Regions from separate parts of the Homo sapiens genome. Here region 1 is linked to region 2. The links are chromatin loops, found by intact Hi-C in ENCODE. Cell type or tissue: CD4-positive, alpha-beta T cell. All regions are shown on one strand. Each heading gives the region's core, and the rest is flanking DNA. Links, peaks and the distances in the headings are about the cores only. Region 1 has its middle 130 kb from the start of LINC01307. Region 2 holds the start of LOC102723784 (a long non-coding RNA gene).

Evidence for each region. A loop is a pair of places that touch in the nucleus more often than their neighbours do. Peaks named below come from ENCODE experiments on the same cell type or tissue, not always from the same donor. Only the 100,000 strongest peaks of a DNase experiment are listed, where the experiment ranks them.
Region 1: it touches region 2 in a loop (2.2-fold over the local background); 3 of 110 quality-filtered maps call a loop at or near these places.

What each region holds. Positions count from the first base shown.
Region 1 is chr1:101,453,351-101,456,263 of GRCh38, reverse strand. No RefSeq gene overlaps it. Among named protein-coding and RNA genes, the nearest start is that of LINC01307, 130 kb to the right of the region's middle. RefSeq lists an enhancer at 2,231-2,913. In CD4-positive, alpha-beta T cell, for the core only: no CTCF peak of the experiment used is centred there; no DNase peak of the experiment used is centred there.
Region 2 is chr1:101,307,955-101,310,867 of GRCh38, reverse strand. It overlaps LOC102723784 (a long non-coding RNA gene), which reads left to right and starts at 1,713. Exons shown (of 6, transcript XR_947643.3): 1 at 1,713-1,819; 2 at 2,495-2,601. RefSeq lists a silencer at 1,281-1,575. In CD4-positive, alpha-beta T cell, for the core only: a CTCF peak has its summit at 1,460 (motif pointing left); a DNase peak (open chromatin) is centred at 1,297; H3K4me3 peaks cover 1,975 bases; H3K27ac peaks cover 2,500 bases.

The DNA.
Region 1 (2,913 bases), core at 131-2,630, 150 kb before region 2:
TTAGGTCTAGAATTCATACTGTATATGTGCTATTAGTCTTTAGAATGTACAGTTATCTATCACCATTTTTATACTTGATGCTTACTTCCTGAGTAGTAATCATAGTTGTCTCATAGTCTGTGTCTGATATTTCCAGTACAGGTAGAGTATACCTTATCTTAAATGCTTGGGATAGAAAGTGTTTTCAATTTTTTACTTGTTGTATGTTAAAATATTTGCATATACATAATGAAATATGTTGGGGATTTATTTGTGTTTCTCACATACCTTATACATCTATCCTGAAGGTAATTTTATACAATTTTATTTTATTTTTTTGAGAAAGGGTCACACTCTGTCGCCCAGGCTGGAGTGCAGTGGCATGATTATGGTTCACTGCATCATCAACCTCCTGGACTCAAGCAATCCTCCTGCCTCCCAAGTAGCTAGGACTACAGGTGCGCCCTACCACACCCAGTTAATTTTTGTATATTTTGTAGAGATGGGGTCTCACTATGTTGCCCAGGCTGGCCTCGAACTCCTGGGCTCAAGCAATCTTCCTGCCTCAGCCTCCCAAAGTGCTGGGATTACAGGTGTGAGCCACCTAGACTGAGCAGGACTTATTTTACAGCTTAGCTAGTCACCTCTCCCTTTAGGTTCTAAGGTCACATGGGCTGGATCCACATCTCATAGATCCCTTTGTCCCCCACAGCTGGCACATAATAGGTTTTCAATTCATGTTTGCTAAAGTAATGAATTGGGCATTAGCTAAGTCCTGCAGGGCAATCTCCGGGGGCAAAATGGAAATTGAAAGGACAAGTAAATGAGTGCGTGTGTTATTATGTTACAGTCCTGCTACCTTAGGCCAACCTTAAAAACTTTTGAAAAAGAGAAGAAACTGTATCTGCCACCAGGGGACTCAGCTGTACACCTGTTTTGTTTTGTTCTGCCCTGGCAGGTGTGCAGCTGGGAGCATGAAGCTGTCCGAATTCCTGACACAGAAGGCATCTGAAGGGTTAATGGGTCAAGAACTATAGATGACATAAAATATCCTGCTGGAGATCAGCTGTTGGGAGGTTCTCCTTATAGGAATCGTCTTTAGGAGGAGCAGATGAAGTTTTAGAACAAAGAAGCTTCTTGGAATTATTTTCTCTCCCTCTTTGAGGGATAAAGTGGTCTGTGCTAACTTACTTCTTAACTGAGAAGGGATTCGATTCTTGGATTTTCCTCAACCTCTCAATGAGTGGGAATAGAGATCCTGAAATGTAGTTCATGCCTAATTTAAATATATAAATGATACCAAAATCACATTCCCAGCTAGGAATATTGCAGCCAGGGTAAAAGAGTTGCAGCCATAATCCCACTTTACATGCATTTGAAACTTTCTTGTCCTCAAAACACTTCCTCGGCCAGGTGTGGTGGCTCATGCCTCTAATCCCAGCACTTTGGGAGGCTGAGGGGGGCGGATCACTTGAGGTTAAGAGTCCAAGACCAGCCTGGCCAACATGGTGAAACCCCATCTCTACTAAAAATACAAAATTAACTGGGCATGGTGGGGTAGGCCTGTAATCCCAGCCACTCGGGAGGCTGAGGCAGGAGAATAGCTTGAACCCCAGAGGAGGAAGTTGCAGTGAGCTGAGATCACGCCACTTCACTCCAGCCTGGTCAACAGAGACATTGTCTCAAAAAATAAAAATAATAAAAACACTTCCTCATCCATTATTCAGCTTTAACTCACAACCTCCTCTGACATACTGTTTTACATAAAAGCAAATGGAGACCCAGAGATAGTGAGTTGTTCTCCATCAGACATTCAGCAAATGAGAGCTGAAACTAGAATCTGCATGTTCTTTCTCTTAGTCCAGCGGCACTGTGCAAGGGAGGAAATAAATCAGAAATTATGTGATACCGAGGAAAGGCAATAGAATGCTTCTTGAAAGATGAGGACTTTGAGGTGAGCTTGAGGGAAAGAATATTCACAAATGTCAGAGGAATAAAGCTTGGGTATGCAAGAAATATAACATCACTATCACCAAGACGGAATTTCTATTTTTAGCCCCCATCCCACCAGGTGGCATATACGATTCAATTACAGTTTTCTCCTCCTTTTTCCAAGATTGGTTTAATATAGGGAAGGGGAAGCCTACAGGATGTCAAGGCTGTGGGCTGGGGCAGGAAGTGGGTAGAAAGTTGTTCTCATCTCTCCACACTAGCATCTGCTGAGATGCCTTCTTTCCTGTGACTTCAGGAAGAACACCCCTACATATTCTCTGTTTCTCTTCCCTCCCACCTTCTTCTCTCATTTTGTGTGTCTCCTGAGGACATAGAAAACCTTTGGCTGCTTCCTACATGGTGCAAAAGAACTCAACAAGCCACCATCTCTCCTACTTCTACACTAAGCCTGCAGTACAAGACTGTAAACATGATTAACTTTCCATCTCACCCAGGAAGTAAGGCACAAGCTTTCTCTGCTGTGATCCCCAAACCCATATGGGGATACGTCATTATTCCTTCATCAAGATTCAGCCCCAAGAGGCTGGGAGGAGTGTCGGACCTGTCTCAGAGACACATCGGCAATGTCCTGTGATTCTCTCCTGATTTGTTTTCTCTCTCTCATCCCATAGAATCTTTACCTATCTGAATATCAGAAAACTGCCTCTGATGCACAGCATATTCTTCCAAATCTATCACTTAGGGCCTAAATTCTGCCCACTGCAGGGCTAAGGTCTCTAGCACCCAAGTCCAAATTTTCACAATTCACAAACCAAGAACTTCACTCTTATTCTCAGAGCTGTGCTCTAAAGATCCTCTCTGGAGCTGATGAATGACCTTGAGTAAATGAAAGGAAGTCAAGAGTTCAAGGTAATGTAAAGGGAGATAGAGGCACACATGACAAATCAGTCAATATATTTATTGGACTATATTAAGCTTATA
Region 2 (2,913 bases), core at 159-2,658:
GGAGTATCCCTTGCATTTTCTCTATTTTCTTTCTTATTATTCTAAAGTCAAGATAACAACTCTGCAGTTACAAACCATCATTTAAATGTGTATACACTACACACTGGAGACAACCTGGCCCTGAGGAGCAAAACATCATGTGTGTTCATTGCCTTGAATCTGTCACCACAAAACCAAAACCCGTGCTCTCAACGATTTCACTCTTCCTTTTCCTGTCTCTCCTGCACAGTGAAGCCTTTTCCATTTGAATTTCTTGTTTAGAATAAATATATGAGCATCCCAGTGTAAACTGAGAACAGATGTCCCTTGTATATTCTTAAAATTATAAAACATGTCTCTCCTACACCTATAGGCATTTGTTTCCTAGTACAGATCTCCACACAATCCCCTTCCCTGCCCCCCTCCCCTGAGAGAAGGAAATGCTCTGGTCATTTAAAAATGAATGAAGCCTTATTATTTTGAACTACATTTTTTGGAAGATGCAATTTTCTGTTGGGATGAAATCTGCAGAACACGACTGCAGAAAGGTTTCTAGACTGCTCAATAGCACATACACACAGTATAATAAGGCACCTGGTATGCTGATTCTTTTCAGGAGTTAAATATTTCTCTTTCCCTGTAGCTCAAACAAATGCAAAAATCCCCCAAATCGTCCTGTGCCCACTACCCCCAAAACCAGACTTCCTGATGGGGGTGTGACTTGGTGTCAAGATGAATATGCAGTGCTAGAGAGAGAGAAGAGGACCAGTGGGGAGGTTTTGTTTTTCTTACCCCCATTCCCCGCCCCAGTATTCAAGGCTGTACTAAGTTCTGGCCCTCACGGCCTCTTTCGTGCAAAACCCCGCTGTGCAGGGACTGGGGCCGTGAACAGCTCCACAATGAGGGACTCCAGGGAAGCTGGAGGAGAAACGGGGGACACAAGTGCAACACAAGAGATCAAAAGGTGGTCGCCGGCTAAAGGTGACGGGTCCGAATGAGGAAGTGGGTAGGGGGCCTTCCCTGCCCACACGTGGCCGTGACCTCCGCAGAGGGCTGCAGGAAGGAGCTCAATGCGGAACCGCGAAGGCTGCTGCAGCCCTCAGATCTAACGCCTTTGACGCGTTGGAGCTTGTCAGCGATAAAACCTGACGTGTGAAAAAAGAACAAAGGGAAGTCGGAAGGCTAGTGTATATCAAAGGAAAGGGGCTCCACGAAATGCTACAAAGAAATACTTCAGCCCAAAATGTTTTCGCAATTTGAGACGCTGATGCAGCCGCCGCTGCTCCACCTGCAACTCTGAGCGTTGCCTTCTCTTTAACTGCCACTTTGATACCGCAGCCTTTTGAAGTCCTTTTTCCTACATGTATTTGTAATTTATTTCTGCAACAGCTAGAACTTACTGTGGCTGCTGTTTACCCTCTAGTTGGGCTCTACTGCGAGGCAAGGCAAAAGTCAGGTCCGTCGGCGCCCTCTCCTGGTAAAGCTGCGAAGCTGCAGCAAACAGAGCTAAATTGGTATTTTCCCGTTTGCTGCGGCAAATTTTTATTAAAGTGTACCCTATATTTATGATTATTAAACTTTAGTGTTCGCCAGAATCGCCTGCAGGCCTCCTTAAAACAAGATGTCTAAGTCCCCACCCCCACCTCCCCCCCCCCCCCGGATTTCTGATTCACTAGGTCTGGAGTGGAGCACAATACATTTGCATTTCTAGCAAGTTCCCAGGTGATGCTGGTAGAGCACACGCCCAGAACCACCGCCAGGTACACAAGTCACTGGACAAGGTGGGAAGGCATCTTACTCAATCAATGGACCTTATTCTAAAGCGGGAAGGGCACTGAGAGTAAGTAAACTGAAAAAGGTTGCTACTTGCCAGAGTCGTAAGGGATGAAATATGTTTTCTCAGTCGCTGCTCAGGGGTTTGTGGCTGAGGCCCCAAAAACAAAAGACAGACTAAAAAGAGAAAAGCATATGAATTCATTTAAGTTAAAATTTAGGCCAGGCGCAGTAGCTGACACCTATAATCCCAGCACTTTGAGAGGCCAAGGTGGGAGGGTCGCTTGAGCCCAGGAGTTCAAGACCAACTTGGGCATCACAGGGAGACTCCACCTCTACAAAAAATAAAATATAGCCAGCCCTGGTGGTGCGTGCCTGTGGTCCAAGCTATATGCGAGGCTGAGGCAGGAGGATGGTTTGAGCCCAGGAGTCGGGAGGTCAAGGCTGCAGTGAACTGTGTTTGTGCCACTGCACTCCAAGCCTGGGTGGCAGAGCAAGACCTGTCTCCAAACAAATTTTTTAAAAAAGTTTTACCTGACATAGGAGCCTTTGGCAATGTCCCAGAGGAACAGGGAAACCTGTGTGTTTTCATTCTTAGGTTTGATGAAGAGAGTACAGTGCTGTGAAAGTATGATTGGACAAGGGGCTGTGATCTAATGGCAATAAGCCGGAGGGAACTTAGCAAGGCTTGTTTGTTCAGATTCTTCACGGCATTTCTGTGTCTTCTGCTCCTTTCCTCGAGGTATAGGGAGGGTATCTCTCAAATGAGGAGTCTACGACCTGCTTCAGGGGAAGGCCAACAACTTCTTGGATTTTATGACCTGCTTCAGGGGAGAAGGACAAGGGAAGGTGAGAGAGACCTTCCTGCTTCTGCTGTTTCCTCAAATGCCACAGTGTCATATTTTGGGGTATTGTGTTCTGAACCCCCAGCAGTGTCATTCAAGGTCGTAAATGGTGCCACCTCAATGAGCAATCAGGCCTCTTAACCCCAGCCAGTGCACTTTCCATTACGATGTGCTGGGGGCCTCAACCCTGAAATGACATTGATTTAAATAATTCCTGTGACTGCCACCTAGGAGGAAAAACAGGCCTCAGAATGTTGCTGAGACAGTCAAACTTACCATCTCCACTGCTTGCTAATCACATTCCCCTAGCAGCATC